2 separate regions of the Homo sapiens genome follow, and region 1 is linked to region 2. The links are chromatin loops, found by intact Hi-C in ENCODE. Cell type or tissue: breast epithelium. All regions are shown on one strand. Links, peaks and the distances in the headings refer to the core of each region. The heading gives the core; the rest is flanking DNA.

What was found. A loop is a pair of places that touch in the nucleus more often than their neighbours do. Peaks named below come from ENCODE experiments on the same cell type or tissue, not always from the same donor. Only the 100,000 strongest peaks of a DNase experiment are listed, where the experiment ranks them.
Region 1: it touches region 2 in a loop (5-fold over the local background); 21 of 110 quality-filtered maps call a loop at or near these places.

What each region holds. Positions count from the first base shown.
Region 1 is chr1:8,453,939-8,470,444 of GRCh38, forward strand. It overlaps RERE (arginine-glutamic acid dipeptide repeats), which reads right to left. Exons shown (of 23, transcript NM_001042681.2): 11 at 11,987-12,085. Among named protein-coding and RNA genes, the nearest start is that of SNORD128, 33 kb to the right of the region's middle. RefSeq lists an enhancer at 5,690-6,587. In breast epithelium, for the core only: no CTCF peak of the experiment used is centred there; DNase peaks (open chromatin) are centred at 8,781 and 10,635; H3K4me3 peaks cover 698 bases; H3K27ac peaks cover 4,329 bases.
Region 2 is chr1:8,407,888-8,424,393 of GRCh38, forward strand. It overlaps RERE (arginine-glutamic acid dipeptide repeats), which reads right to left. Exons shown (of 23, transcript NM_001042681.2): 12 at 14,840-14,920. Among named protein-coding and RNA genes, the nearest start is that of RERE-AS1, 8.5 kb to the right of the region's middle. RefSeq lists silencers at 15,558-15,897, 16,208-16,347. In breast epithelium, for the core only: no CTCF peak of the experiment used is centred there; no DNase peak of the experiment used is centred there; H3K4me3 peaks cover 4,037 bases; H3K27ac peaks cover 6,118 bases.

The DNA.
Region 1 (16,506 bases), core at 5,678-13,677, 46 kb after region 2:
TGAACATGTCTGTTTGGAAAACAGTTTATTAGCAAATGTGTGACACCTCCACAGATTTTAATATTAAACAGTGGCTCCCAGAGAAGACTCCAAGCTGCTGTTGAGGGGAGCACAAGGGACAGAAGAGCACAGAGCATGGCTGCAGTGATGGGCCATCCTTCCTCCCACTCTGGTGGAGTCTATGGTACTCATTAGCCTGCATCTCTGTAGCCTAGGAGATTTGGTTTCATTACTGTCAATGGCAAAGCTTAGAAAAATAAAAGTATGATCAAAACTTACAAATCAGCTTCAAGGGAGATCCCAGAACTTTCAGTAACAAAAGGACACTGTGTGTGTGTGTACGCACACATGCATGTGTACACGTGTGTTTTCAAATTTCTTAAACAGGAATGACTCTGTTAGCTTTAGATAAATCATGTGGCCAATTTTTCACCTGGGAAGTGAAAGGATGGGGCAGGCAGCAGACCAAGATGGGCTTAATCCTGACCTCCTGTCAAACACAGCTGCCAGCACCTCAGAATTTTCCCCTTCCCTTTCCTTCTCCTTTTCCTATAATTTTTTAGATTAAAAAAAAAAACTTAAGACTTGCTGGGTGTGGTGGCTCACGCCTGTAATGCCAGCACTTTGGGAGGCCGAGGCAGGTGGATCACAAGGTCAGAAGTTCGAGACCAGCCTGGCCAACATGGTGAAACCTCATCTCTACTAAAAATACAAAAATTGGCTGGGCGTGGTGGTGTGAGGATGTAATCCCAGCTACTTGGAAGGCTGGGGCGGGAGGATCGCTTGAACCTGGGAGGTGGAGGTTGCAGTGAGCCAAGATCGCACCACTGTACTCCAGCCTGGGCGACAGGGTAAGACTCTGTTTCAAACAAACAAACAAACAAACAACAAAAAAAAACCCCCACAAAACTGAAGACTCAAGAAGGGGAGTGGGGAGATCATACTTTCTTGAGGCCACACAGGTGGCAGCCAATCTGAGTACTGATACCCACACCTCTGACTCTCAGGCCAGTTTTCTCTCCACAAACCACCAGGCCTGTTTTTCCTGCTTCTGCCCACCAACCCACCCCAAAAATGAGTTTTCCATATAGGAAAGAGAAGAGCCTGGCTTATCTTCTTCAGGAGGTAACTGTGCCTTCCCCAGAGAGCTCAGGTGCCAGGACGTCAGCAGCCCTCAGACAGCAGAGCCAGGAGGGACACGGGGCAGTGGTGACGAAGCTGTTCAGGGCAACTCTGGGCATCCTCCTATTTTCAGAATAACAATCTTCCTGGTGTTCTTAGCAGCATGATTCCTTTTTTTATTATTATTTTTTATTTTTTAGAGACAGGGTATCGCTCTGTCACCCAGGCTGGAGTGCAGTGGCGAGATCACAAGGGAGCACGATTCCTGAACTGGGGGAACAGTGCTGAGTTGTATGGGAAGGTGTGTTAGAACAGCCAGATTCACCTGTGCTGCCCACTGAGCTCTTTCCTTCTCCATCACTCATTCTCCCATAATAGAACATCTCAACCACACGTATCATCAGTACACATCAGGTGATGTTGGCAATGAACGAGTTTTTTTAATTGGAATTTAGAAAATAAAACCACAAACTGGAAGGAGTTGGTTGCTCCTTCCAAAGCAAGCTACTGAGAGGAAAAGAACAGGGACACATCCAGTTAATTAATTCTCCCTAGACGGTGGCAGCTCAAGAGCTCAGCCAAAGAGGTCACTGCACTGAAGCAATGTGAGGTTTCTCTTCTGTTCCACCCACTCAAATGATATTTTCTTATTATCAATCCTGCTCCAGGTGCTGGGCCAGGTTCTGTGAATACAAAAAGAATTAAACTACAACCCTGCCCTCAAGACTTCCTAGTTTTGTGTGGAGGCACCTAAATGAACTTGTCAAACCAACCTGGTGCAGCAGGGCCTGCAAAATGCAGTGACGTCCCGGCCTTCATCAGTCATGGGCCACTCCTCATTCTAAAGTGCCTCGTGAGCACCCTAACCTCTCAGAAGAACGAGTGTTGGGGAAAGAAGAATATCAGAACACTACTAGGGAACATTAAGCTTGGCCCAGCATTCTAGTTAGTCAGTGCACGTAGCATCCATCCTCCAGACATTAAGAATAATCACCACAGGCCTAGAGCAAGCAAATGCCGGCCGACAAGGGAAGCTGGCCTCTTCTGTCAAACAGCAGTATTAGAGGGACTCTCCCCTGAGCTGAGTCTCAAAGCCAGGGTATTTGACTCAAGAAAGGAAGATTTTTGAGATGACTCTTTTCATTAGGTGTTATAATTCAGAGCATGACATCTACAGTTTTAAGTTTTCCACAGTGTTCACTTCCTGAATTAAAATTTGTCAGGACAGGCTGATAACAAGAGTAATGACTGCTCCAAGATAGAGGTAGAGCAGGTACACTTTTCTTTCCAGGTATTTTCTTGCTCCTACTCAGGAAAAACAGCTCCTCTCACAAATGCTGAATTTATAGTAAACTTATGTAGTAAATATTGTCTAAACCAGTTACAAAACAAAAACGCTTCAATCTTGACACAATGAGCAGCTGCAGAAGTCAGAGGAATGCATGACTCAGAGTCCTACATAACTGAAGCCGTAAAAACACTGTTATGAGAGATACAATGTTAGGAGAAAACAGAACAGCCCTCAAGAATTCCTCATTAATTTGATAATGTAATTTAACTGTGAGGTACAAAATAGGAGTGAACATCTCTGGTCTAAGATCCTGGTGGCCTTCCGACTTCATCTTCTCCATCCACTCCGGGGCATCTTTGCTCTTCCTGGAACACACTCAGGCATGCTCCCACCTCAGGGCCTTTGCACTGTTTCCTTGGCCCAGAATTCTCTTCCCCTATGTATCTGCAAGGCTAGCTTCCTCACTTTTTAAGGTCTTTACTCAAAAGTGAACTCTCCATGGCTACCTTAAGAAAAAGTTCAACCCCTCTACCTGGTATTTCCTATCACTTTCCTGCTTTTAATTTTTTCAGGACTAACACACTATACATGTCACTTAGCAAGACTGTTTTAATCTATCCTCCTTCCCCACTACAATCTCAACTCCATGAAGGCAGAGAATTTTGTCTGTTTTGTTCACTGCTGTATCACCTGGCAGAGTGTCAATGCTCTACCAATATTTCCAGAATGAAAGAATGAATGAATTTCAACTAGTGAGCTAAAATCAGAACTGAATGAGAAACTTGGTAAGTAGGAAGGAATCATTCTATCTTCATGTTCACACAGTCAACAATCACAGGAAGAGCCAAACCGACACCAAACTCCTCTGCAAGGAATGCAGAGCCAGACAGACAGATCCTGAGGCCCCATGCTCAGGTGGTGAGGCCAATATCAGGCACTGTCTTTCTCCCCTTATAACCACCAAACACATGCTGCTTCCTGATAGCTCAGTACTTTGCCTCATAAATGTGGAAAACACACTAGAATTCACCTATATAAAGGTACTTCGGAAAAATGTCTTAAGGCAAGTGCAAAAACAAAATCAAATCTAAGTGTCAATTAGTTGCATGCAGGGTGTTAGGAAAAGAATAACAAAACACTACTAGAGAAGATACAAAATAGGCTGGCACTCTAGTGAAGATGGCAATTAGGGGGCTACCAAGGCCATCACTACTTCTACCTAAGGGAGACTTACTTACTTACTTTATATATTTATTTATTTATTTTTTTGAGACAGAGTCTTGCTCTGTCACCCAGACTGGAGTGCAGTGGCACAATCTTGGCTCAATGCATCCTCTGCTTCCTGGGGAGGTGATTCTCCTGCCTCAGCCTTCCATGTAGCTGAGATTACAAGCACGCACCACCACGCCCAGCTAATTTTTGTATTTTTAGTAGAGACGGTGTTTCGCTATGTTGGCCAGGCTGGTCCTGAACTCCTGACCTCACTTGATCTCCCTGCCTCCGCCTCCCAAAGTGCTGGGATTACAAGCATGAGCCTCTGCGCCTAGCCTAAGGGAGACTTTAGATTTAAGACAGAAGTATGCCAGGAGAGAGGAGGTAGCTTTAAATGAATGACTTCCTCTCATGGTAGGGTTCTCATTTTTCACTTCCTGTTTCCTTCTCCCAACATTCAATTCCAGTTACCAATGTAATATGTCTCACCTGTGAAAATGTAAGACTCCAATGTCACTATACGTAGAATGTTCTAAGCACACGCATTAAAACTGACTCCAATTCTGTTGCTAAGAAACTGCACAAGAAAAGGGTTTTCCATCCTCTTCGTTTATAAAATAACCACTGTCTATGGGAGAACAAATGCAATCTCTCAAGTCCCCTTGTGCCTTGTTCTCATTTTTTAAATGAACAGAGAAAGATGATAGAGAGTGGCTGAAAGTGTATGCTATCTCCATTTTTTTACATGCCCTTGAAAATGAGATGGAAACATGGCTTCAATAACCCACTGCTCTAGTATTTATTAATCTTTCAAGCTGAAGACTCCCCCCATTACTCCCCTTACTCCCCGCTCAAGCAAAAATGAAAAATATACCGTCAAAAGTACTCTTCGATTTAAAAAGATTATCCCAAGCAGCCAGGAGTAATTTAAGGTGTGCTTATATTCAATGTGGGGTTACTTTCCAGGTCTCTGTATAGCCCTGATGTCTAAACACAGACGTGTGCGCATGCGCGCACACACACATATACATACACACACACGGCCCTAAAGAACAGCACAAGGTATGCTGGCTTTTATTTTTTTAATCTAAAAGTAGGGCTGGGGATGATGGACTTAAAAAAAGTACCGGTTAAAGACACTAAGAAAAGAATAATCTTGTTAAACACAAAGAGCAAAATGGGCATACTAACTTCTTTGACCACAGCATAAAGAGGAAGCCTAGAAAGTAGTGAGCCGTGGATGTGAATGGAAAGGTCACAGCTGAATCTGTACATTTATCCCAGAGGCGACTTCTACTGACATGAACTACTGAAATACATTTTTGAAATATCTCTTCCCTTCTAATAAAATGCTTGTCCTATTTCATTTACTAAAGGGTTTTAAAAATACATTTCTCTTTAGAGCTTGTTAAACAGTAGAATCTTTCTGCAAACTAATTGACAGAACTGACTGCCTTACACCAACTTTTCTGTGCATATAATTGATTTTTAATTTGCTGTCTCATTTCCGAAAGGACTTGACAATAAACTCCATTCTATCCATACTATTGACTTCTTTAAGCAAGGGTTTGGTTCAAAGGCCGATGGGAATTAACCATAGGAAAAATAGTCCAATTTTATTAATAGTTGGAACTTCAGGCAAATCTCACTTGAATCTACATTTTTCTTTTTTAATATTAAGGGCTAATTCTCACTATAGGTCACATTAAGAATACATAATATGGAGTAATATGTACATACGTGTAATATATCAACATTTCTATTTCTCTTATTTTTCCTACTCTCATATATACAAATTTAGTTCTTCATAAGAAACAGTACCACTGTCATTTAAAACTGGAGGAAGGGTGGTTAGTAGAGAGGAGAATCTACTGTGATTCAATTTAAAATGTACTAAGTACCTACTATGTGATGCAGTAGATACATTGTATCTATATTTTGGGTTAATGGCAAAGGTTCCAAATGAATTGTAAAAATTTTCAAGTTATAATTTCTTTAGAAAGATAATTTCAATGTTCTGACTCAACTCACATGTATGCAAACCTGTACACATACGTAAGTTGACAATGACATAAAACCACGTACGTACATAAACAAAGACCAGAAGAGAGCAAGAAGCCAGCAAATGAGACGATGAAGCCAGACACTGTGAGACGACGTGTTAGTGGTGAGGTTTTAAATTCCCTTTAATGATTTTAGGATGTTGTTCTAACAATAAAAAAAACAATCTGCACAAAACCCTAAAAAGAATAAGAAAGTGAAAAGGTTCGTACTAGATGACCTACAAGACTCTCCTATCATCATTTTTGAATGACTACATAAAATGGTCAACAACTCTGGAAATTTTACCATTCCTAAAATAAATATAACTAACCCTTCCCCTATATTGTGGATGTAAAATTTTAAAACAAAATCACCAAGATTATTAGTATCTGAAATCCACGTAACCATAACTACAAGCTCTGAGAGCCTCTCTCCCTCTTTGTCATTGTCCTCCTTGCTGTTTTCACCTCCACAACCTCCTGCTGCTATTGGATCTTAACGGGGATTTTGCTGTGAATTCCATTTTCCTCAGCTGCCATGCAAACAGTAAATAAAATTCATTGTATTTTTGCCCCACTAAGCAGCCCCGTCTTCTGGCACATTCAGATGCCTAGCTTGAAAAGAGTGAACAATGAAAACAATGTTTTCTCAAGCAGACATTCCAAAAAGGGCATAACAAAGGCATCTGGAGATGCTGCTGGGGAAAGACACCCTGCAAATAGTTGTGTGTATTCTGTGTAAGTAATTCCTTGACCGGCCGCACGGGTTCACTGGATTACAAATATTTAGAAAATTACTTTGCCATCTCATGTCAATTTTGAAAGAAGGATTTTCATTTATATTTATGATAGACTGAGCTTTAAATTGAAGGAAGATTTAGATGTTTTAAAATTTATGAGCTTGTAAATAAATCCATGTACATGGCCAATTAAGGTTTATCACTACCACAGATTAACTATTTTTGGATAAAAATTTCAGAGCTTATTTGTATCTAGATTGTTCACCTCAATGTATTACATCAAAATTGATATAAAATATTTAATGGGTAGTGTATTTCAAGATAAAAGCTATAGTTACCCAAGATGAAATAAAAACACCCTGTAGTAACATGGTAAGCAACAGAACCTTCACTTTGTGCAACACCTGGATTGTTGCGGAAAGCGAATTCAACATGAAAATAATTTTAAAAACCAAAACGCAGCTAAGTGGATAGGAAGCAAAGAGTGAGATGCACAGCTCACTGGAGCACCCAATCTTACAATCTTGCAAGTCAAACCAAACTCCACAAGGAAAATGCAGGCCCTGAATTTTAAAAAGAATTCAATTAGCATCCCCAGTATTTCCATAATCAACAGCTGAATGCTAATTAAGAGCACAGCATCAAGCGGCAACGGAATCCCAGTGCAATAAGCACCAACACAACAGCAGCAAATGCTACCTTCAGCTCGCATGCATAAATAAACAGAATTAATAACCACCCAAGCATGGAAGGGTGACTTAATCTGTTTCGATTAGGTGCAGTTCAGCCTGGGGCCTTTATGTTATATTTGAATGTGTTCATCATGTTTAATTAAAAACCTAATAATCTAAGATTTGTTTTGTTTGGGTTTTTTTTTTTAATGTTTTAATCTCTATTTCCTCCTCTTTATCTTCCTAAGTTCTACCAATCTGGATGACTTCCTGAAAAGGAACAGTATTTTTAGCATAATATATGTGAAATTGATTAACCATCAATGTAACTCTCAGAGGCAGAAGGCAGCCATTTACTTTGGCTCCACCCTTACCCATACCTTGGTATTTAAAGCTTCACAAACTGACCTAGCATTTCTTCCAAAATGCTTCTCTGATCAAACCAAGTTTACTTAGCCTGAAAGACATGACCCAGGTGTTGCTCACAGACACTCGGCAAAAGCAAAATTAATTTGCAGTATCCGGTACAGAATTTGACAGAAACTGGCACATTTTGGCTTCAGTTCAAGATTTGAAGTGTCTCAGCCCCAAAGCAACTTCAATTAGGAACATCATACACGCACACTGTCAGAGAAATAAACTGAGAGTTTGAGATGAAAGGCCTCCTATTGTGTGATTCTGAGGTCTAAGATCTCCAGAATTCATGATTATCTGAAAGACCTAGGAAAAAGAGGTCAGGTGATAGGAGGAGGAGGAAGAGGAGAAGGAGGAGTAGGAAGAACAAGAAGAAAGAGTTTAATGTGTGAGCTTTTTCCAAAAGTACTTTTATTATTATTATTTTTTTTGGAGACAGAGTCTTGCTCTGTTGCCCAGGCTGGAGTGCAGTGCCATGATCACGGCTCACTGCAGCCTCTAACCCCTGGACTCAAGCGATTCTCCAACCTCAGCCTCCCAAGTAACTGGGACTACAGGCACATGGCACCATGTTCAGCTATTTTATTATGTTTTTAATTTTTTTGTGGAGACAAGGTCTTGCTGTGTTGACCAGGCTCCAAAAGTAAAATTTTTAAGGTTGGTTTCTGAGGCATGTAAAAGTTTTTCTCTTTAATGTGCTGATTCATAACTATTAACTATTAAAAGTTTTAAAATGCTGGATTGAAGACACTCAATTATAGTGAAGAACTTTTTAAAAGGATTACCTTGAACAAAGAGTCATCAATATTCTTCAAGCCTCTCATATGGAGAGAAACTATCTTCATCATTAAGTCCTTACCCTTAATAAGTTTACAAACTCGGAGGACAATCAACTCAGAAATAAGACCGCAAGGAATGAAGAGCTGGGGATCAGAAGTCAGCACGAGGAGGCAGAGGATGAACTGCCAAGCGAGTGACGCGCAGAGGGGAGACAGTGCGAAGAGGGAGCACTGGCCGCGGGATGGGCCAGGAACCGAGCTGAGACTGGAGAACGAGTAGGGTCTGCACTGGCATGAGAGGTTAGTTTCTTCATAGAGCAGCAGGCCTGCCAGGCCCAGGAGGTGCAGAGGCCCAGCCTGTCCGCTGCACAGCAGGGAACTCACACCTTCAGGTGCTTATTTCACCAACCCTCTCACAGAGCAGCTGCTTCAAAGTATTCATGTAAAAATGCCAAGGGAAACCCGTTCATCAAGACTGTTGTAGTCAGATCAGACACTGGGTAGTTAGAACAAATTAATATGCCAGCGGCAGCGAAGTTTAGTAATAAGTAGCCAGGCATTGTGGCTTGCCTGTAGTCCCAGCTGCTCAGAGGCTGATGTGGGAGGATCACTTGAGCCCAACAGTTTGAGTCCAGCCTGGACAACATAGCAAGACCCCCATCTCTTAAAAAATAGTAATGATAATAATAAAAATAATAATTAGAATGTTCCAAGTATATAGAAAACTGGGAGGAAAAAAGGGGGAGGTAGGCCCATGTATTTATGTTAGCTGGAACACATTTGTTTTGCTTATTCCTGTGATTCCTGAGGTGAGAAAATGTGGTAAATTTAACAGAAGGGGGCCACATGAACACAGCAGGTGTTTTTTCACAGCCAAAGCCAGGCGAGGGTAAAGAGGGGACTGCCTTGTTGCCACATAAATCTCTTCAAAGATTTGATTTGGATCCATTCACCAGAAGCTTCCTTCAACCTCTCAATTATTCAGTCAGTCTCTCTTCTTCACTGCTGAGGTTTTCAAAGTGAAGCTTCACTTCCTACACATAAGGGAACCATTTGATCCTGAGGCTCTACAAGGGCTGGATGGCTGCCAAGACATTTTTCAAACCAAGAAGCAAACATGATAAAAATGACCCCAAACGGATACGGATGTATACAGTTAAGGATCATTATTCCATACTCAAAATATTCACCACTTTGGAGTCCTGTTTTGTTTTTCAAAATAAACCAGGCTCTTTCTGATGTGCAAAACTTCCCTCTCAGCTCACAGCGACAAATCCTCAAGCAGCAGCAATGGGGAGACAATCAACAGCTGCCTGATGTTACAAGCAGGCGCTGCAGGAAAAGGAAAGCAGCTTTCTCTTCAGCAGGAAGAGAGGACTTTGGCTGTGTATTTTTAAAATTCCAGAGGGAATGAAAGGTCACAAGAGAAATGAAAGAAGGGAGAGAGGAGAGCCATGGCTAGCGAGGGGCTGGGAGGCATGAGTGAGGAGTGGGGAGGGTGGGAGACACCAAGAAGAGGCAGGGAAGTGGGGAAGGAGAGAGGACGCCAAAGGGCATGGAGACTGAAGAGAGAGGAGATGGCCAGGAACTGAGGGAAATGCAGAAGCAGAAGCAGCCATGGATTGCAAGCTGACAAGGCCCTGAGGCCGCCTAGGCCAGGCTGAGAGGACTGAAGACAATCTCACAAAGGGTGGTTAAACGACCACAGTCTATACACTTGTTCCATCCTTTTCATCTCCTTATGTGTTTCTTCCACACAGGCTTTTCGCAGAATTTTAAAACCTTGTCAATCAGATCTCTTATCCACTCCTCACATAAACAGGCTTACAGTAAAAAAACAGTATCACTACGACTTCTCAAAACTGAATTTAACGTTGTCTAAACATTTTAAAATGTTTAAGATGTTTCTTTCTCTTTAATAATAACGTTAAGATTTTTATGGTTTTGTTTGTTTTAAAACAGCTTCATGAACTCTGTAAGTCTGATAAAGTTAAAGTCTTAAGGAACTATTCAACAAGCACTCCATTACCAAACCCTAGGGCCATTTCAGTGCATCTCAGCTCCGCCTAGCTTTTCCCATTCCTCAGCCCTTGCCCACCCTCACCCACAGCCATTCTAGGAGCAAATTCTCTTTTCTCTACCTTCAAGGTGCAGCCTGGATCTCGCTGCTTCTTATCACGACCACTGCTGCCACACCACCCAGCCACCAGTCCCAGCCTGGTGTGCAGCAACCCCCAGAGACCACCGGACTCAGCGGCCAGTGTGAGCCCCACTGTCGGAGCAAGTCACTCCTCTGTTCAGAAGCTGCTCATGTGGGGCACATCACCATGCCCTGACAGCAGGCCAACAGGTCACACCTGATCTGCTCCCTCTAGGGCACCCCTCCCACCACTCCCCTCCTTGCTGTGTTGCAGAAACATTCCTGCCTACTTCTTGAACATGCCAAGCATGCTTTCACCTTAGGGCCCAGAATTCTCTAATATCCAAAAGGCTGCCTTCCTCACCTTACTAAGGTCTCATCTAAATGTTACTTACCAGGACTTTCCTGATCCTCCCTTAGCTAAGACAGTACCCCACCCAGCTGATTCTCCCTCATTACCCTATTCTGTATCTGCTTCACCACCCCCGGCACATACTCATTTATGAAGGTCTCCCCTCTTAAAACTTAAGACTCCCAAGGAGGGACAACACCTGGCACGCAAGCAGGCACTCAGTAAATATTGCTGAATCAATGAAAGAGCGGGATCAGGAAAGCACATACAATTTCTAAACATTCTTTCTTAGCATATTTTAAAATACAGGAGAGGAACTTGCAATCAATAGGTGTATTAGTGCCAGCCTTCATTTAAATTTCATTCGACCTGAAAGGCAAATGTCAAGCGGTAACATTCATACTGAAGACTGTATTTGCAAAAGCACAAGAAATCCGTAAGTCGTTTACAGCAATGCCTTTTACAAGTCACAAGATGGAGATGTAGCTTCATTAAAACTGTCTGCTGGATGGGAATCCATGGGTTTGCAAGGCTGTATCTGTGGGCACATTTCTCTCCCCCCACTTCCTTCAACAGGCCACAGCAATACAATCAGTATGTAAAATCCAGCATATTTATTTCATCAACTCTCTGCTTCCCGCTTGTAATCAATGTCCTTTAAGGAGGTCAGGGGTCTTACAAGCCCTATAAAAACAAGTCACCAAGCCAAGCATGGTAGAGCATGCCTACAGTCCCAGCTACTTAAGAAGCTGGGGCAAGAGGACTGATGGAGCCCAGGAGTTCAAAACCAGCCTGAGCAACACGGCAAAACCCCCTTCTCTAAAATAATTATGATTAAAAAAAAGACAAGTCACCAACCCTACTTTAGGTTATATGTCCACGGGTTTTAACATGCTGTCTTTAAATAGGGAGGTATCACAAGCTAGCTTGCACCAAAAACAAGTTCAAATTAACTTTTTTTAGGAGTAACTATCAATTTCTCCTTTCTTTCCATGAAAGTTGGACAATCTTTCCCGACATCTATGAAGCCTAATCTTAATAAAATCAAGTCTTTCTGTACAATTAAGGGGCTGAAGGGCCCCATCCTCCTGCCTGGCGCTGCCACGGACAGCCATTCTGCATGACTGAAGCTTCTGCTTTCCCTGAGCAGCAGGGAGGTCACACACTGAGACGCCGGTGGCCCGATGCCCCAGAGCACAAGGCAAATGCTGGTTCCTGCTCACCACTTCGTCCTCGGTCCAGCACTTCTCGATGAGCTTGGGCACAGGCTTCTTCACCAGGCGCTGCAGGGCTTTGCCAGCATCGTAACCGCTTTCATGCAGCTAAAACAACAACAATTATAGTTAGCTAACTGCACCAAATAACAGACAGGACACAATCGATCCAAGGCAAGCTCCTCATTGACTATCTCCCACAGAAGAGTCAGGAAAGGGGCACTGAGACTCCATCATTTCAGTAGGCGCAGGAATTTGTTCTCATCCAAGACCACCCTATCCCAACCCCTATTCTACTCACTCTGGGAGAGGGAGGCAGGCAAGGCAGAAAATATTTTGGCAAAGATAGGAATAGGATTCCCCTATATTCCCATAAAGCAAACATTTAGGGAATGTTTGGCCCCGCCCAGTGCTCAGGACATTCCATGCAATCATTATCTTACTTAATCCTATGGGGAAAGTATTCTCTCATTTAATCTACGGTTTAGGAGCTATCATCGCCCTACTTCACAGATGAGGAAACTGAGGCACAGAAAGATCAAGTAAAGATGTTCACCACACTGAGCCAGCAGGTGGTGAAGCCAAGACTCCAACCCAGCCAGGAGGACCCCTACTCTTGCCTCATTCTCCGCAAAGCAGCGTAAAGTCACACTAGATTATGTTCTTTCTTTTTAGCATTTCTTAAGTTTTTTGACTGTGCTAATTTCACACAAAAACAAAATATTTAAAGTGGCTAAAATTTAAGAGCTTTTTAAAGAAAGTAAGTCTGTAATAGTATGCTAGTTTTTCAGTACATATGAATAAAGATGCAGGTTTATCTACATATTCCCTTTAGGACCAGACTTGTTTCTTGTCAAAGCTAATCAACTTTTCTCACCCTGCGTCTTTTCAACCCTGTGTAGTGTCTGGCACCATGGACACCTTCCCACCTCGCAAAGATGCTCCAGACACTCCAAGTTTCTGAGTTCCAACTTGCAGATAATGTAGAGAAACAGCAGGTACAAAGATCCTCCTGCTCTATCTACCTCCCCATACTGTGGCTGTCACTCAGAATTCTCATTGGAAATCCACCTTTCCTGTACACATCTAGTCTTCTTACACAAAGATTGGCTTTGTCTAAGACTTGCATCTCCAGTGCTGAACACAGTCCATAGTATAAGGTAATACTCCAGAAAAACTTGCTAACTTCCTAAATAAAATACTAGGTTCTGGGACACAGCAGTAAACAACACAGAGATCCCCGTTCTCATGGAGTGGACGTTCTGATCTTTTCACTCGTGCTTCAATCTCTTATTTTAACAATGAGCCAGCATTTGCCGAACATTCAGGTCAAGTAAAGCTGAACATTCAAGACATGTAAAGAATAAACCTTAATAAGTCACAGTCCTTATTTCCAGGAAACTTACAAATTGGTACAGATACAAAACATACAAAATGACAAGATCAAGTAGGTTGTAATAATTACTCTTGCTTAGGTTTAGGCAAAGACCTATGGAATCACAAGAGGAGACAGCCATGTGTTTCCTCTTTCTAACAGAAGACTCCGGAGGACATGCAGATGCCTTCCTGGCAACTGCTGGAGCCCCTGGGCTGGGCACACAGTAAGCTGGCAGTGGTAAATATTTGTTGAATGAAATCAATAAATAAATGCTGAAACACACACTGCAAGTCTCTCTTCCAAACATTTAACTGCCAACAAAAGGAATATCACAAACATTCATTTTCTTTTATTTTTTTCTTTTTTTTTGAGACGGAGTCTTGCTCTGTTGCCCAGGCTGGAGTGCAGTGGCGCGATCACGGCTCACTGCAAACTCTGCCTCCCGGGTTCACGCCATTCTCCTGCCTCAGCTTCCTGAGTAGCTGGGATTACAGGCGCCTGCCACCACGCCCGGCTTATTTTTTGTATTTTTAATAGAGATGGGGTTTCATCGTGTTAACCAGAATGGTCTCGATCTCTTGACCTCGTGATCCACCCGCCTCGGCCTCCCAAAGTATTGGGATAACAGGCATGAGCCACCGCACCCGGCCCAAACATCCATTTTCAATGCTCACTCAGCAAAACAGAAAGTATTAAAAATTTGAATTTCCAGAGCATTCTCACAGTTTAGAGGGCACTAATTTATTTTAAATCAAGACTGGGAAGTCCAGGTTGTACATTAGCTATAAGAATAAATCAACTATCTTAAAACAAAACAAAACACCTACAACAATGATCAATACTGGATCCCACTTGGGAGTGGTGGTGCAATGAATAAATATTAACTTATTTATTTTTATTATTATTTATCAATAAATTCGTATTTATTATTACCATTAGACTCTTTTAAAAATAAAATACTATTATGATTTGCAAATGTTTGAAAACTATCCAACCTAGGCTTCTTTCAGACGTATAAAAAGATCTGAAATAAAGTCAGATTCTCATACTTTGCCTAATATCCAGAACAAGCAGACATTTGTCAAGTTCTATAACACAATGGGGGTTTATAATCACAGGTCAACGTGGATTGGAACTGAATAAAAGGAAGAATTACATGCCTATTTAATGCAAAAAGCACACATTTTAGTGATAATTTGAAATCAAATGAAGTTGATCAAATCATAAATTTTTAATGAAAAGCTCATGGCAAAATTAACAACTTTTATAAGAGGTAATTATACTGTATGGGGTAATTATAAGAAAAGTATGAGGCTAGGCACAGTGGCTCACACCTGTAAGCCCAACACTTTGGGAGGCTGAGGTAGGAAGATTGAGTTCAGGAATTCAAGACTAACCTGGGCAACATAGTGAGACCTCATCTCTACTAAAAATTTAAGAAATTAGCTGGGCGTGGTGGCATGTGCCTATAGTCCCAGCTGCAGTCCCAGCTACTCAGGAGGCTGAGGTGAAAGGACGGCTTGAGCCTGGGAGGTTAAGGCTGCAGTAGTCTTGATCACACCACTGCACTACAAGTCCGGGTGACAGAGTGAAACCCTGCCTCCAATAAAAAAAAAAAGAAAGAAAGAAAAAAAGAAAAAAGGGTAAGTAGGAAAAACTATGGACTTTGGAGTCAAACTGCCTGGATTCCAACTCTAGCTCTACTATTTACTAGGTATGCGACCTTGAGAGAGTTACTTATCATTTTTGTGCCTTAATTTTGACATCTTTAAAAATGGATAAAATAATAACATCAACCTCTTAGCGACATGTGAGGATAATATTAGAAAATATATGTTAGCTACATCTTTTAAAAAGAAAAAAAAAATCGGCCTCAAGTGTGATCAGCTTTCCAGATTACAGAGTAGTCTTCTCAGAAACAAAAAATTTTGTTAAGCTATAAACAAAAACCACTTATGTGTCATATAAAATTACCCATGTTAAATGAGATTTGATTAAAACTCTGGTCTCACATACAGGAAAAAATTTGAATTTCAAAATCTTGGCTGGGCGCGGTGGCTCACGCCTGTAATCCCAGCACTCTGGGAGGCTGAGGTTGGTGGATCATGAAGTCAGGTGTTCAAGACCAGCCTGGCCAACAGGGTGAAACCGCATCCCTACTAAAAAACTATAAAAATTAGGCAGGCACAGTGGCAGGGGCCTATAATCCCAGCTATTCGGGAGGCTGAGGCAGGCAGGAGAATCGCTTGAACCCAGGCGGCAGAGGTTGCAGTGAGCTGAGATCGTGCCACTGCACTCCAGCCTGAGAGACAGAGTGAGACCCCGTCTCAAAAAAATAATAATAGTAATAAGAAAAATAAAATCTTATGTGCCTGCTACCAGGAAATTGCTCGTGAGAACATAAAGCCCACTCCAAAAGCAAACTGCTGAGTGGATGAAGCTCAATCAAATATCATTAATCCCTGTGGCATTCCGGCCTTTTGGTGAACCAAGAAGAGTTTTAAACTATAGCTGGAAGAGATGCTTCCACTGAAGTGTTGAACATCTCGTTGTGGTTGTTCCGTTTGTTAGAGAGCATGGCTGCAGCCTGCACAATGCCCCTCAGCTGAATTTCTAGTGATGAGCTTAATGGGGAAAGAGGCACTCCTCTGAACAAGTCCTGGCATTCCTACTTCCTTCACAAAACTTTATTTCAGATGGCAGTTTCTCCTGAAGAAGCTATTCCAGTGACACGGTAACTCGAGCTTCCTTCCCTACTCTGTTCTCTATATAATGGCGGATTCTCTCCTTTTGTTTGACCTGTTGTCTGGCTGGCCTCTTAAAATATCCCTATTCCTCAAAAAAATAGTCCCTATTCCTGAGTTTCCCATGTTATCAGTAAGTATTGAGAGTCCCTACCCGTCCTCACCCCTACACAAAGACACATCTGAGAAGTAAAAAGTGTGGGATTATTTACCCAAAGTGACAAATTTTTTTCTTTCTTTTTGGAGATGGAGTCTCACTCTGTTGCCCAGGCTGGAGTGCAGTGGCGTGATCTCGACTCACTGCAACCTCCGCCTCCCAGTTCAAGCGATTCTCCTGCCTCAACCTCCTGAGTAGCTGGGACTACAAGCGCCCACCACCACGCCCGGCTAATTTTTTGTATTTTTAG
Region 2 (16,506 bases), core at 5,794-13,793:
GGCAGAAACCCTAGAGAGGTCTACCATGATTTTTACCTTGACTAACAAAATCTCAAGACAAGTTGTACAATGGTTTCCTGGAACATTCTGAGTAAAGAAATGGGAAACCAATACAGCTTACCTAGCTTGTTACCTTCTATGAACGCTGGCATTAAAAGTAAAAGGCAGCCTTGGGAGGAAGAAATGCAAACACAGAGGGAGAACATAGCTTCCCCTTGTCTCTCTCTGCCACAAAAGCCTGGCCAAAGTGACTCTACTAGGTTGAAGCAGCCTGCATAATAAAACGCTTAACCTTGGCTAAGTTAACCTCCTCAGCCATTAAAAAAAGGGAGGGTGGGGGAAGGGCTAGCAAAATCAAGCTTACGGGAAATAAACCTAATCAAAGCCGAGTAGTAACAAAGGGCACCAGAAACATTTCTACTGTATCACATCCCACAGGCTGGCCAAGAGCCCGGAATTTTCATTACAACTTTCAAAGAGAGCAAGAGGAGGAGGGAAAAAGATTTCACAAAAGCATTATCAAGGCCCCAACCCAGGATGCCCTGCTGTACAACCAAAATTTGTAAGAGGTCAGCCTTTCAGGGAGTCAAAAACCCAGCATGTGGAAACTGGCAGGCCTTTTATATAGTGGGAGGGGTTCTTAAAACGACTACTGTTTCGCACTGAAGTCTCTGAGCTTCACAGATCATTAAAGGTTTCTGAACCACAGAGAAAGGAGGGCAGAGTTAAGGAAATAAATCAAAAGTTCCTCTGGGACGCACAAATGCCTACTTGGAACAGGCTTTCAGCATGAATATCCTCCACATTAAACAACAGGGAGGACTTTTCAAAATAAAAGCAGAAAAGAGATTCATTTTGTTACAAGCAATGCACTTTTTCCTTTTGGTGTAAAGGTTATGTGTGCTATAAAAAATGACTCCTGCCGTGAGTGCTGCGGGGAGGTGGAGGCTGGGCTTGGGGCAGGAGGTGGTGGTGGTCAAAGAAAACAAGTAGAAGTGAATACAACGCCTGAGAATGCTGTGTTTGGGGGTCCCCCAAACAAGTCTAAATGTCCCGCAATGATTTGGGGGTAGGATGTGAGGTAGGAGAATGGTATCAGAAAGGAATTTCTTCTACATTTATTCCTTGCCATCCTTGCCCAAGAACTGAAATCATTTCCCCACAGCCAGAAAGAACTGTCTTCTTTGTGGGTGTGCAACACACACAGTTGCAGATCTGGGGAAAAGAGACTGTGCCGTTTTGAAGGCAGAGCCTCACACTTCTTAAGGAAATATCAGTTGTCTCAAAACCAGCAGAGGGAGTACAACGTTTGAGAAGAGGAATGGCCAACCCGATTGCTGAGGATTCATGTTTAGCCCCGACAATGGTTGTAAAGCTGAGCTATCTACCATAACTTCTGCCCTTGCTCTCCTGTCACCCAGCAATAGTAAACAGAAAGAAAAGCTATACTACCTACTCAGATGGAATTAGCTTGTTCTAACAACCGCATGAGGCAGCAGAGAGAAAAGGAGAACTGTCCACACTTCTGTCGGGACACAGTTCCTGTGAGCAGCACTGTTTTGGGGAGAGGAATAGAAGCAGGGGGAAGGCTCAATGAAAAGCAGAAAGTCCAATTTGGACTGACAGCAAATCCCAAAGCAATGATTTTACCTTAAAATCCAGGGCTCCTAGGCCAGTCTGTGAACAGCTCATTTCCAGAATTTTTGTTTATGAGAGGGCAAAATGGAGAACTCTGTCTTTCAAGCTTTTCTTTCAACAGATGATTTGAAACAAAAGCAGCACACTCATGAAGGCGTATGTCTGCTAAATGGTTGCTATCTTAATCTTTAGCCACAGTTTATCAAAACATGTAGGAATGGGTTGAGAAATTAACTGGTGCTAAGATTATCAGCATGGACAAGTTCCTGGGGAGGGCCTGGCGACATGATCAAAGCTAATGGTCCCTCTCCCAGGAGCAAAGAGCCTACTATTTCATGCATGATGATGTTGGGCTCTGGCACTGGAAATCTTTGCTCAGGTCCATTCTAAGTGTCGAAATGGTGTAATTAATGGTTAGCCTGGGTATGCACTATTCAATCAGGCAATTTTTTTTTTTTTTTTTTTTTTTTTTTTACTAAATCCGAACATTAATGCTTTCTCATTGTGGGAAATGAGAGCTGGGATAAAGACATGCTCAACTCAACAGAACAAACACAACCTATATGTGACTTTATGTTAGTCTAGGAACTGTGCACTGATGCACACCCAGGAGGCACTAAGTTAACACACATGCATGCATACCTGCCTGCCTGCTGGGTAAGGAGGGCTGGGCAGGGGAGGGGGGCCGCCCTGGCTGGGGGACACGGCTGGGGCCATTGTTGCCACTTTCTCCTCTTTGTAGACATCAATTTTTACAAAGGGCCGAATGATAAAGGTCCACAAGACCTCACCCAGAACGGCTGTTGCAGGAAGCAGAGGCCTGAGCAGCCTATAGCCAGAAGCCCAGGCAGGGGGTGTGCCAACTACACAGGCCCACATGAAGAGCCTCCATGAGGAAGACGTTATGGCAAGAATCCTCTAAGTCTCCAAGGGACGAGATCAGAACAATGTATGGAAGGTGAAGTGATACAGATTTCAGCTTAATAAAAGGAAGGCGGCCCGAAAAATGGAACTGTTCAAAACCACAATGGCTTCATTTAATGGGTTCGATGTCCCCAGTCTGCAGGAATGCTGTAGAAGATTCAGGTAGTGAGAAATACCTCAACAGACAAGAAAGCTACTTCAAGGACTTCCTTCGGCAAGGCCTTTCAAACAAGTTTTAACATTGAAAACACCCATCCTTCAAAGAGCTTGAAGCCCCAAGTGTCCATCTTCCAGGATGCACAAGACTCCCCAAGCCTTCATCCTCCCATTACTATTTAATATCCACACTACATTGTTCGGCACTTGGTTTCCCTCCAGTATGCACCGTGGCAGCCAGTAAGACACCCCCAGGGAGCACAACCGCAGCTCACTATTTTTCTCCCCATGCTCAATAAGTTCAGTAAGTGCTTGATGATTGACTAGCATCAGGAATAAACTAGGAGCATTTTACATTCACACTATCTAGTTAAACATTCCAAATGACAGATTTCCAGAAAAATGTTGCAACAAATGTAAGTATTTATAGACATGCCTGGTAAGGTATGTAGCATTTGGAGAAATAATAACTAGAACAGAGTACTGTACAAAAGAAAATGGTACACTTTTGTATGAGTCTAAGATATATTGGACAAATGGGTATTCCTATTGGTAAACATGGACATCTTAATAAAAATACAAAATTACTACATAAAGAAGCATTACATCCTTCAACTCATCTGGTGGCCATAAAATGGAGAGAGGCACATGGACTTTTCTCCTGAGTCACCTGATAGATTTACAAGATCAAAAGAAATAAGGGCTTCAAGTCTTTTTTTTTTTTTTTTTAAAGAGATGGGGTCTTGCTAGCTTGCTCGGGCTGAACTAAAGATATCCTCCTGCCTCAGCCTCCCAGGTAGTTGGAACTATAGTAGGAGTATCTACCCTGCCCTGCTAGAACTTCAAGTTTTGATGGGCAAATCCACCCCAGAGGACAGGACAAATGCCAGTATTCTGGTTAATAGCCCCAGATGAGCCAGCTTCCCACCCATCTCCCGTAAGGTGGCAGACACATAAGGGAAGCCACCTTGGACCTTTCAGGTCAACCCATCTACCAGGTGATACTACAGAGTGAGCTTTGGATACATGACATGGAAACAAATGGCCAGCTGAGTCCCACCTAAATTCCTGATCTACAAAATTATTAAAACTATAATATTTATAGTTTTAAGCCAGTAAATTACATATACTAAAAGGTTTTGGTTTTTAGAAATTTATTTAAAAGTTTTAGGGTTTTTCTTTTTAGGCTCACATTATCCAAAACGTGTAGTTTGCCCCCAGTTCACTGGCTCTGTGCTTTACTTTGCGAAACTAGCCATCTATACAGATTCATCGGGCCTATTTCCTTTAGAACTTAATCCTATTGTTCCACAAATTACAGATTCTCGCCAAATGAAAACACCTCCCTCGACAACTTAAGGCCACAAACCTCTGACATAATTCAATGTGTGTCATTAGCACATTTCCAAAACAGAGCACTTGTGGGAAGAAGAACCAAGTTCTGATCTTAGAAGCCCTGTGCCTAAGTCAATAACCACCAAATCCCAAAGGTGCTGGACAGATGCTGCTCCGGCCCCGAAAATAATCAAACACACAAAAGTTACTATTAATATTTCTTGCCAAACAACAATCAAAAAAATCCAACTCCTGCACATGGGAACAAAGCGACAATGGCAGCAGCTGCAAATACATAAGCGAAGCATCACTGAAGAAAGTCTCCAGCTTAATATTGCTCCCGACACCCTCTGTGGTGGTTCACTCATACAGCAAAGACACGGGATAAAAAATTCCACAGACTGTTTTCAAGATAATAAAATGGCATATGATGATGACTCACTAACAGACTAAAAGGAAAAAATATCCGTCAACAGTCATAGGAAGCTTACAAAGCTGCAGAGATCTGGCACCACTAAAGCTCCTCCACCTCCCCTGGCTCTCACCTCCAGTACACACATGTATGTGGGACATACAAAGTGTGTGTGTTCATGTGCACACCCTTTAGGGATTAATTTGAAGCCAAGTTGCAATTGGCTAATGGCTTACTCTACTGCTTAAGACAGTATTTTATTCTTGACTGGCTCAATAAACCTGCTGAGAAAAATAAACAATGGATTTCAATCTTATAAATAATCTAGAACACAGAACCGCTGCGCAAACAGGAGAGTTGATTTACTGCGCACAATAAACAGAACAGGAAGGACCAGTGTGGCAGAGTGAACCCCAAGTCCTAGTCCCATTGTCCTGGGACAGTAGAGTTCACAGGGGTTTTCTGTCTATTACACAAAGTCTAAGGCCTGGGATATCCAGGTTTCAAACTGGTCTTAAAAAGAGCATTTCAAAGCAGATCAGGTGGAGAAGCTTTGGTGGTGCCAGATCTCCGAAGCTTTGTAAGCTTCCTATGACTGTTGATGGATTTTTTTTTCCTTTGGTCTGTTAGATTTTGCTCACACTGAAGAGCAAAAGATGAGGAAAATGTTCGTTTAAAAACAATGAAGAGTTTTCACGTCTTAGGACCATTAATTATCTACCCATGATTACAATGTATTTCGAACCTATTATTTATACATGCGTGAACACACACACACATACTTCATTTTAAGCAAATAAAAAGTAAGGGCTGTTACAGGACTCTAAGGGTGCCATAAAGAGGTATTAAAATGAGGTCCCTGCCCAGAAGGCTTTATATTCTATATAAATACATATATGCATTCATGCACACATGTGTGCAGAGTAAAAATGCATGGAAAAGAGGAATCAGAGTCAAGTCCAAGAATAAAATAAAATAAATTTTAATTTTGTTTTTTGTTGTTGTTGTTGTTTTTGAGACTACTCTGTTGCCCAGGCTGGAGCATAGCAGCGTGATCTTGGCTCACTGCAGCCTCGACCTCCTGGGCTCAAGTGATCCTCCCACCTCAGCCTCCCGAGTAGCTGTAACTACAGGTGCGTGTCACCATACCCAGCTAATTTTTTGTATTTTTTGTAGAGATGGGGTTTCACCATGTTGCCTAGGCTAGACTTGAACTCCTGGGCTCAAGTGATCCTCCCACCTCAACCTCCCAAAGTGCTGGGATTACAGACATGAGCCACTGTACCTGCCCAATCTTAATTTGAAGAGGGTGGAACAAAACCCAACTCTGCTGAGATGAAATGGGCCCTTTGTGTAACAGCAACCAGCCTGGGGAGGAGCAGAGGCAGCCCCAGCAAGACCGTTAGAAATGAGGGAACTTTAGCAGGGCACCATGGCTCATGCCTGTGATCCCAGCACTTTGGGAGGCCAAGGTGGGTGTATCATCTGAGGTCGGGAGTTCAAGACCAGCCTGGCCAACACAGTGAAACCTCATCTCTACTAAAAATACAAAATTAGCCAGGCATGGTGGCGCATGCCTATAATCCCAGCCATTCGGGAGGAAGAGGGAGGAGAATTGCTTGAACCCGGGAGACGGAGGCTGTGGTGAGCTGAGATTGTGCCATTGCACTCCAGCCTGGGCAACAAGAGTGAAACTCCATCTCAAAAAAAAAAAAAAAAAAGAAATGAGGGGACTCAGATACCTTTCAGAGAAGACCCCTGGCCCACCTGGCCCCTTCACTAGGGGCCATGAAGGTAAGCACCCTTATTCACCTCAGACATCCCATCCTAGACAGCACAGGCCTGGGGTTACCAAAAGCTCCCCCAAAATCCCAACTTTGTCAACTGGGATAGTTTAGATATTTCAATAGTCGGCCGGGCGTGGTGGCTCACACCTGTAATCCCAGCACTTTGGGAGGCAGAGGCGGGCGAATCATGAGGTCAAGAGATCAAGAGCATGCTGGCCAACATGGTGAAACCCCATCTCTACTAAAACTCTACTAAAAATACAAAACTCAGCTGGGCATGGTGGCGCATGCCTGTAGTCCTAGCTACTTGGGAGGCTGAGGCAGGAGAATCACTTGAACCCGGGAGGTGGAGGTTGCGGTGAGCTGAGATCGCGCCACTGCACTCCAGCCTGGGCAACAGAGGGAGATTCCGTCTCTAAATAAATAAATAACATTTCAATAGTCAAATCCTGGGGATTATGATACCACAATTGAGAGGATTCAGAAGAAGGATTTAAGACACTTGAGCAGAACAAAGAATTATATTTCCAAAGTGGGGGGGTCGGTGGGGGGAAGAAACATGGGCCATTAATACTGAAACTTAATTAAAAAATTCAACATCTCGGAAAACTTAGCTTAATGGAATTCTGGTATCCCAAAGGAAGGTTGCTCCTGTTTGCTTTTCCTATTTACCTAACACAATTAATGGTTTTCAAATTATACATGACAGGAAAAAAAAAATCTTACTGGGAGTAGGGGGATGCCTTTCCCATGCTGAGCAGCTGGGACTGAGACTGAGGTTAATGCTTTGCTTTACTTTTCAAAACAATACTATTAATTTTTACTCTATTTTCCTAAGTATTACTCAAGGGTATAGTTTCAAATAAGATTAAAAATGAACTAGTTATTCAAGGATTATAATTTCAGATACATTTTGAAACTTAGTTTTAATGTCGGTTTCCTAACAGACTAGATAGATATATTTTTAAAATATCAGCAAACTAGTTTTCAAAGTCAGAATAGATCTTACAAGGCTAAAAAAGAATCTATGATATAAAATATAAGCTCCAAGTGGATAAATCCATTGACTGTTAACCACAGCAACCACAACTTGTAAGTCTTTCTAAAGACCAATTCAAACCTTCCATTTGTTTTACTAGCTAATAAAATGGTGCAGACTATTTAGGCTTCAAAGTCATAAATGTCTCCATCTAAAAGTCATCCAGGTAACCAAGACACAGCCAAATCATAAGAAATATAGGTTAGCAAATACCAACAGCAAATAAATCCCTGCAAGCAACATTTTGTTCAATAACACTTTAAAAGCCCCAAGCATACTTCATTTGAGTGCAGTTTCTATAAGTAATACATTTCAAATAATTAAAGCATTCTCATGCCATCCCCACTAGTTTTCATATGTAGGATAACGCCAAGGTCAGGCTGTTTACACTGAGAACGGCAACTGTCCAAGGCCCTTGGTTTAAAAAGTCACCCAATTTTTTAATACCTCCTTTTCTTTCCAACACCAGCACCAAAAGTCTCTTACGTACTTCACTTACACAAGGGAATATCAGCCAGTCTCTCATAGATTACCCTCACGAAAACTGGACCACTGCCCAGGCAAATATCCCTATAGTTCAGACTATCACAATTAATAGATTCGAGCCTCGGCTCCATTTTAATGGGAACAAACTCTCAGCACAGGAATAGCTATAGGATCACAGTACTTACTGCCAAAATGCAGTGCCTGTTTCTACTGGCAATCACTTTGGCCTCAAATGGAAAATTCCAACTGTTTATATCTATGTGAGCACAAATTATTAAGAAAAACAGTATGGCACATAAATGTCTTTCCTCTTACCCATCTTGCCAGCCCCTCAAATAACTTATATTTCTTTTTCATACATAAGGAATGCCAATAAAAGAAAGCAATGCCCGAAAACACTGTGGTATTAAACCTTTATGACTATGTAAACTTCAGTTAACAAGAGAAGGCCATCCTTCCACATAAAAAGGCTTATTAAAAACTGAAATAGAATCTGGCAAGGTCTAACTAGACTGCATGCCACAAGGTAAAGAGAACAAGAGCTTTTGTATCAAGTAAGACAGGAGTTACAATCATGTTTCTAGAAAAACATGGGAGTGGGAATTGAGAAGAAAACTATATTGAGAAGTCCTGGCTCACGGTCAGGCGCGGTGGCTCACACCTGTAATCCCAGCACTTTGGGAGGCCAAGGCGGGCGGATCACAAGGTCAGGAGATCGAGACCATCCTGGTTAACATGGTGAAAACCCCGTCTCTACTAAAAACACAAAAAATTAGCCAGGCGTGGTGGCGGGCGCCTGTAGTCCCAGCTACTCGGGAGGCTGAGGCAGGAGAATGGCGTGAACCTGGGAGGCGGAGCTTGCAGTGAGCCGAGACTGCATAACTGCACTCCAGCCTGGGCGACAGAGCGAGACTCCATCTCCAAAAAAAAAAAAAAAAGAAAAGAAAAGAAAAGAAAAGAAATCCTATTATTGACAATGGAAATAAGCCCTGATACTTTTCTGTTTGAAATATTTTGCAATAATTAGAAAAACAAAATCAAGCCCTAATAGTGAAACTTTACAATTTTAACAGAATAAAGACAGTATCATTTTAAGAATGATATACTATGCAGGCTCAGAATTCTGCAAGTCTGCATTACTGTAAATAGCGGTGCTTCCTAAACTTTACAGTACTTTGGAATCCTCTGGGGGGTCCGTTAAAATGCAGATTCTGGCTCAAGAGACAAGGACAGGGCCTGAGAATCTTCCATTTTAACCAGTGATGAGAGTGCTGGCCTGAGGAGCACACTGTGAGCAGTGAGGATAGACAACGTTTGTAGAAGAGGGACAAGGTTTAAAAACAGAGATCTTCTAATGTACTGGTATGTGGCCGTGACACATTTGCACATTCTCAGTAGCATCAACCGACTAAGGAAGTCCATACTTTGTTATGCAACATTAGATTAAGCATTAATGAGGCTAGGAAAATTGTTTATTTAAGGTTATAACCTGAAATTAAATAAAACTTCAGGCTGGAAGCTCATATTGAATACTAGAATCATTTTTAACCTCTTAATATTAACAGAAACCTGATTACTCAGTCTTAAAGCCCTTTCTCAATAGCATTTATTCTCTGCTGCAGGAATATGGTCTATGCAAATGACATTTTGCCTGAAGAAAAAAGTACAGTTAATGGCCAGTAGTTACGTACGTATTTAATAGAATTCATTCCCAGAAATGTGGCTAAGAAAGGTGGTTGATTTTCATGTTATTTATTAAATTAAAAATTTAAATCTCTAATACCTTTCATCCCATTACTTAAAGTTAAAAACGTCAAAACTGGCTGCCCTTTCACTGGGCCCTTGGTGCCAAACAGTGACACATTTCCAATAGAGAAAATGAAGATAGAAGGCAGGCTTCCCTTCCCATTAACTTTGAACTTTCAAGTCCCTATCTGTCTTCCTACAAGACTAAATTATAAGAAGAGCCTCCTCTTTGGTCCCATCCTATACATACTTCGGTAGCACAGCCCTCACTTCTCTTCTTAAAAGCCTTAAATGGGTCCCATCCCCACACTCACCCATACACATTCTTTGGAGGGAATTCAAGGTCCCCCAAAATCTACCCTGCAGCTATAATTTGGGCCCAAGTTCTACTGCATCCGCTTATGCAACCTCCTTTCCAACCATGCTCATGTACTTGCTGGGCACGTTTTACAATTTCCTGTCTCCGTGCCTTTGTTCATAGTATTTCCTATGGCTGGAAAGTTGCTTTTCCTCTACCCTCCCAACCTGGGCCTGTCAAAAATGAATCCTTCCTTCAAAGCCCAGTTCAAACACCGCCCCTCCAATTAGCTTTCCAGGAGCCTCTGTGCTCACTTTGTGGGGCCTGAACCTCCACCCACCAGGGCCCTCAGCACATTCTACCAAGTATGGCAGGTATGTAAATGTCGTGCTGGCTCCCTGCAGGGCAGGGATGGCACCTTGCTTCTCTTTATAGATACCCTACCCATTGCAGTGCTCAGTGGGCACCCAGAACTTTAAAAAATTGAACTATACACAAAATTTAGTTCTGATAATGGGAAGTGAATGAAAATGAGTTTCCAGTGTAGTAAGTGTCAATGCACCACCAACTGGGATTACAAATGACACAAGCTTAATCTTCACTGGGCTAGGTGCTCAAAAATAAAAAGAAAGAGACGAGAAAGACAGCCAAAGCATGTCCCCTTTCACCTTCCATCTCCCTCCAGGGGCTAACACTTTGGGAACACCTCTTGGCTACCAAGCTGGGGTAGATCACATTGTCTTCTCACCAATCTTAGTTGCACCAGAGACAAGCAACGGCAGGTCACTGAGGAAGCGCTCCTGGACTACGACCCAGTGCCAGCTGAATTTGTCTAAGTAATAGGAGACACAGCTATAAACAAAGGCCAGGATTCAAGGGACAATCATCCAGGTGCCAGACACAAAAAGTCTTTGGTTCAAATAACTGATATGTCCTCAGAGAAGAGATATGTCACCACTGCTTGAATAATTATCTCATGATTTTGAAGAAAACTGCAATGTATAGACAAATCAAACAAAAAATTATTTTTGGATCATCCACGATTTTGTGTTATTCCTAACATGGATTCACCTTTAGGTAATTAAGATTCTCTATTAGGCCTCCTACTTTTTCAGGCATTACCTTAACATCAAAGCTCATGTACCATCCATCTACCCAACAATAAGTGGCAGGGCTCAAAGCAGAATCAAGAGGCCTAGTTCTCCACTGTCCTCCCAAAAGTTCAGACACCGGGCGCTCTGTGACTTATACAAATATACTAACACTTAAGACTCTGATGTGGTTTATGACAAACAGTGGCTTGACAGAGAAGAGGTATACAGCCAAGGTGAATCTAAAATGCTCCACCCGTATTCCTGACTACATTTCACCTACTAATTATATACTTTATAAGCATATTGAGGGGAGGTAAATGGTTATAGAGAAACAGAGAATGGGAAAAAGTATAATAAACTACAGGATATTTGCACAACCATGACACTAAAAGATTTGACTTGTAGTTATTCTCTTGGGTACCCTGAGGTTAACACGTAATACCCATTCAACTAAGCCTCTATAAACAGTTGGGTTTTCCGCAATCACAGCCACTATTCCCACTTCAGTGGGCAGCAGTGTTCAGAGAAAAGCCAGATTTAGCTCTTGTGCAATAAACACCAGAAACCAAAAGAGCTAGGAAAGCTGTTTACGTCTATGCCCACCAGGAACCCTTCTCTGCTATAACCGCATGAATGAACTGGTAAGAATGAGGTCTCAACAAAGCTTCAAGACGGACGTTGTTAACTAGTTGCTGCCCTCCAAGTTTTTGGCAAGACAGATTAATGAAAAACAGGTAACTTATTTTTATACAGGCTCAGTATATTTACAAGCAGAAAGGAATTCTGTACTTTTCAAAGCATTTAGCTACCACCTTATGTAGTATTTAAGGTAGACAGGAAGAACAATCATTTCCAAGTATTTCTATGCACTCTTTACAAACATTATCTCATTTAAATTCTCAAAATAATCAAAAGGGTAGGAATTATCACCCCATTTTACAAACGCAGAAATTAAAGGACAGAGGGGATGAATAATCTGCCTAAGGTTCCAGAGCAAGTAAGTAGCAGAGAAGGCAAGAATCATCACTTCGTTCTCAGGCACTGCAGCAAGTAACGACGTACAGGCATTTTATAACGACCACAGCACCTACACAATTCTCATGCAGAGAAACACCATTTTACAGAAAATAACTTCCCAGTGTTGTCAAGATTTGACCTGAGCTTTCCAATGAACAGCTCAAGGCAGACTGCACAATTAAAAAGAGATCATCAAGTACTATAGTTACCAGTAAGGCCAAGAATAGAACACAGGTCTGCTGACCCTTGCACCAATGCCCAATCAGGCATGTTCTTTTGGATGCTGACACCCTTCTCAAGTTCCAAGTCACTTGCGAATAACAAAGAAATGAGTTAATAATTCTGGTAGACAGAAGAAAATGTAAGCCAGGCATGGTAGCGTGCACCTGTAATCCCAGCTATTCAGGGGAGGATCACTTGAGCCCAGGAGTTTGAGACCAGCCAGGGCAACAGAGTTAGATCTTGTCTCATTAAAAAAGAGAGAGAGAGAAAGAGAGAGAGAATGTGAAAAGTATCTATATTAGAGGGATTTGCTATCAAAAGGGGCATGACTATAAGAATTCTACCCAGCAAGTTCTGAATCAACAACACTGGTACATGCAAATCTCATCTTCTGCAGCAAAAAGTAAAAAATGACCTCTGCCCTCCCCTCCCTGTGGGCTGTGAATGATTAGCTTGGCTATGTTGATAACTAGAGAAAATAAGAAAACACAAGATGAGTGCCTCTCCCAGCTCATTATAATACTTACAGATTTACCCTACTACCAAACTCCTCCAGTGCAATGCAAAAGACAGCAAGGACACTATGAATATTTAGCAAATGTCAGGCATAATAAATCCTCCATTGCTGCAAACAACTCTCTCATTAGTTCCAATGATGGTGACTGATGAAGACTTTGGAAATAGGAAAACTGCTGGGTGCTAGAGAAGGGAGAAGAGCTACAGCGTGGGAAACTGTGAAGGCGGAGGAGTGATGGGGAAAGGTCTCAGCAAAGAGGCTAGTGGAAAAGACAACCAGAGAACTAGCTCAAAAGGTTGGTGTACTGAGAATGCCTCTGAAGGAGAAAAAAGGCTATTTATTTACGGAGTCACACATCATCAATAAGAAGGGAAAATCAAGAGCAAAAAGAAAAACATAGTAGAAGAACTTAACTAGGTTAAAGGTTACTCACATCTGCTTCCACTACGGAGATAAAACACTAAGTAAAATTACCGAGCATTTCCAAATGCCAGATGGTAGAATTTAGATTTAATGCTTAATCTTCCAATTATGAATTTATTTTTTAAAACTGAAAGATAAAATAATTGTCAAGATAGTTCTGTATCAAATTCTTCATGGTTTGCAACTTTTAGCAGAGCAGAGACAGAGAACTTGAGAGGCTACAATCTGAGCGATCAGGAGAAATCTACTCACTGATCTCTTTTTTACTCAGCCAAACCAAACTTCCTACACTCGGGCAAAGGCATTTTAATTTTTAATCATATCAAACTTCAAGTCACTGAAATCCCCAGAAAACTTAAAATATGTATCTCAATATTCCATATTAAATAACTCTACCCTGTTCTGGGAAGGGTAAGAAATAAGTTGATTATATAGATTGGCATCATAATACATCTTAGTTTAATGTTCATAAACAGGTTTCTCTCTCTCTGTTTTTTACCATTCTCAATATGATCCATCCTAGCATATGAGATGCGTAATACTTAAATTTAATTGTCATTGACTGATGCAAATCATCCATTTATATATACAAGACTATACTTGAAATCACAAAACCCTTCTTCCCCATGAGTTATCACTGTCCTTGAGGTACTATACAGTAAGTGTCCAGAAAAACAGCTCATTTTTAAAAAGACAGAATTAAACAAGAGGAAATCAGTAAACAACATCCAATTAAAAAATTAAGCCAAAAAACCCAAATTATCCGCATACTTTTATAGTAGATATTCTTGCATCCATCTCCCACCTCCACTCCCTAAAAAAGCAGCTCAATGTCTAGGCAGATTAAACATGGATCACTCCTCCCAAAGTCCTGAAGAGTGTTTCTGGTTAATGAGTCCTCCCTTCGCCTTCAGACAGTGGAGTGGCTGCTCCAACTCCATCCCATCTGCCCTATCCCGTGGCCTAGCCAGAGGGAAGACTCTCTCCCCATCTGCCTCTACACCACCAGGGAAGGAGATGAGGAGGGAGGCAACCACAGGGAAATGAGAATGAATCCCTTCCCCGCATTCTCTTCATATAATTTCACTCTGTATTTTCCTCAGCAAATCCTTCTACCTCACGTTTATCGGGCACATTTGTCAGCTCTGACCCCCAGCTTTGTGAAATACTAAGTAGTTTTTTGTAAAGCTCCATTTAAGCAATTTATAAGATCCCCTTGTACATCTGTCCAGTGGAAAGTGCAAACTCTCAGGGATAGAATATTAAAGAGTTAAAACTCCTCTTCAAAACAGAGCAACATTGAAAAATGGAAAAAATCCCCCAGAACTCAAAGTATAATAAGCCACAAACCTCTGGTTTGGTTGATGATTTCTGCCAATTACCAAATTCAAACTAGTGATAAAATGCTATTTCCTATTCCAGCCACTATGTTTAAAATTTGATGTTAACTCTCCAACAATCCTTCCCCCACAACTAACCCTCTGTTCCCAAAGACCTTTCTGTTCTCAGAGTTACAACAGAAGTCTATGTTCTCCAGGCGGATAAGCATAATCTGTCACTTTACTATCTAAAAATTATGAACTCAAATTAAAAGTCAAGGGAGTAAAACGGAGAGAATTCTGGAGGCCAGCCCGAGTCTGAGCACAGCGCAGGGTTAAAGGAAACCATTTCATAAGATCAAATGTGGAGAGGCAGCAGGAGCAAAGAGGAAAAAATCAAGTTACATAAAGTCCAATTGTACTCACTGTTTCCTTATTGGGAAGCAGCTCCTTTCTAATTCTGAAGAAGTTCTTCCCGTACTGCCTGAGTCCCTTAACGAAGCGTTTCTGTGATAAAAAGAAACAAATGGGATGTAAAAACCAAAAACAAAACAGGATGTCAGCAAAGCAAAGATATCTACAATCAGCAGAATAACAACCACAAAAAAAGTCTCGGCTAGGGAATACTGCCGAGGCTCGGAGAGTATGTCAGCAGCTCAGCTGGGACCCACTGGCCAGGGCAGGCCCCAGCTACCTTCATCAGAACCCCAATCCCACCCACCACGCAGGGCAGCGCGTTTAAGAGAAGGACGTCCTGCGTCTGAGGCTAAGAAGCAATCTGTCCCCCTCTTCCACCAGGCACACATTCTGGTGCACGAAGGTATAAATATGCTCCATGTTTTAATAAAACACAACTGCTTTCCCACCTGAGAACCAAGCTTCCCAGAAGTGTCGAGCAGAAAGGGGAAACAGAACCAAACCCGGTGACTCTTCTCCAGAAGGGAACCCTAGGGGGTTAAAAGGCCGCTTTCCTTAATCCAAAGAATTTGCCAGGAGGCACCGGAAGGCACCAGTATCACAGAAGCCCACCGGGAACACGAAAGCCAGCGGGCCTGCCCCACCGTCCGTCATTAAAAGCCACTCCGAGACACCAGAGAATAACCAGCACCCCTTCCGCCCTCCCGACGCCACTCGCCGCCCCCATCCATTTTCGCAGCAGACTCGTCCCTAACCCCAGCCCGGAGACTTTCACTTTGTCCCATGCCTCCCGAGCACCCCTCCCCGCCCCGGTGGGGGCAGCTCCTGGCTCCGAGCCCCCACCTCGGGGCTCCCAGCCTGGTCCCGGGCGGCCGACCCCAGCAGCCACAGGTAAGCGCCCGGGGTCCGGGGCGGCAAGAGGCCGTCGCCTGTCACTGGGCTCCGGCTCCACAAAGCGCAGGGCGGAGGCGGCCGCGGGTGGCTCGGCGTGTGACCGCGGCGGGGCCGCGCGGCGCGGGGCCCGGGGGGCGCGGGGCTGGGGCCGCCGCTGACGGGGGAGGAGGCAGGAGCGCGGCGCGCAGAGCCCGGCGCGGCCGCGGGCGGCTGCAAAAGGCGGCCTGGATTGCCGCCGCCCTCCTGTCCGCCAGCCGGGGCCCCGCGCCCCGGCCCCGGCCCCGCCCCCGGCCCGACCCCCACCCCGAGGCCGGAGCCTCCAGGGCACCCGGCGCTGGAATCTGTGTCCTCCTTCCGGACAGGAGAACATCAAGGCGGTAAAGCACAGAAACTTCCTCCCTACCGCAGCAAGCGTGGGGAGAGGGCGCCCACAGGGCTGGGGCCCTTCCCAGGCTGCTGGGTCTCCAGCCCACGTTCCGGATGGACGAAGTCGGCTGCGCCCCGGCCGCACGCCCTCCGCCCCAACCCCGCCTCAGCTGCGAAACGGGGGGCTGGCCCCGACGCCCCCCGCGGTCCCTTCCGGCCCGCGATTGTGGGCGGCCTCTCCCTGGCGGCCCAGGCATTAGCCTGCACTTCCCCGGCCGCCGCTTCACAACTAAATCACCGCGGAAGCTTCCCAGCCAATAAATCACCTGCCCACCGGGCAGAGGGTCCCTCCCACTCCCTGTGTTTGAGACCCGCCAGGCGGATTCAGTGAAGGGCCAGACTTAGCCTTTTAAGAC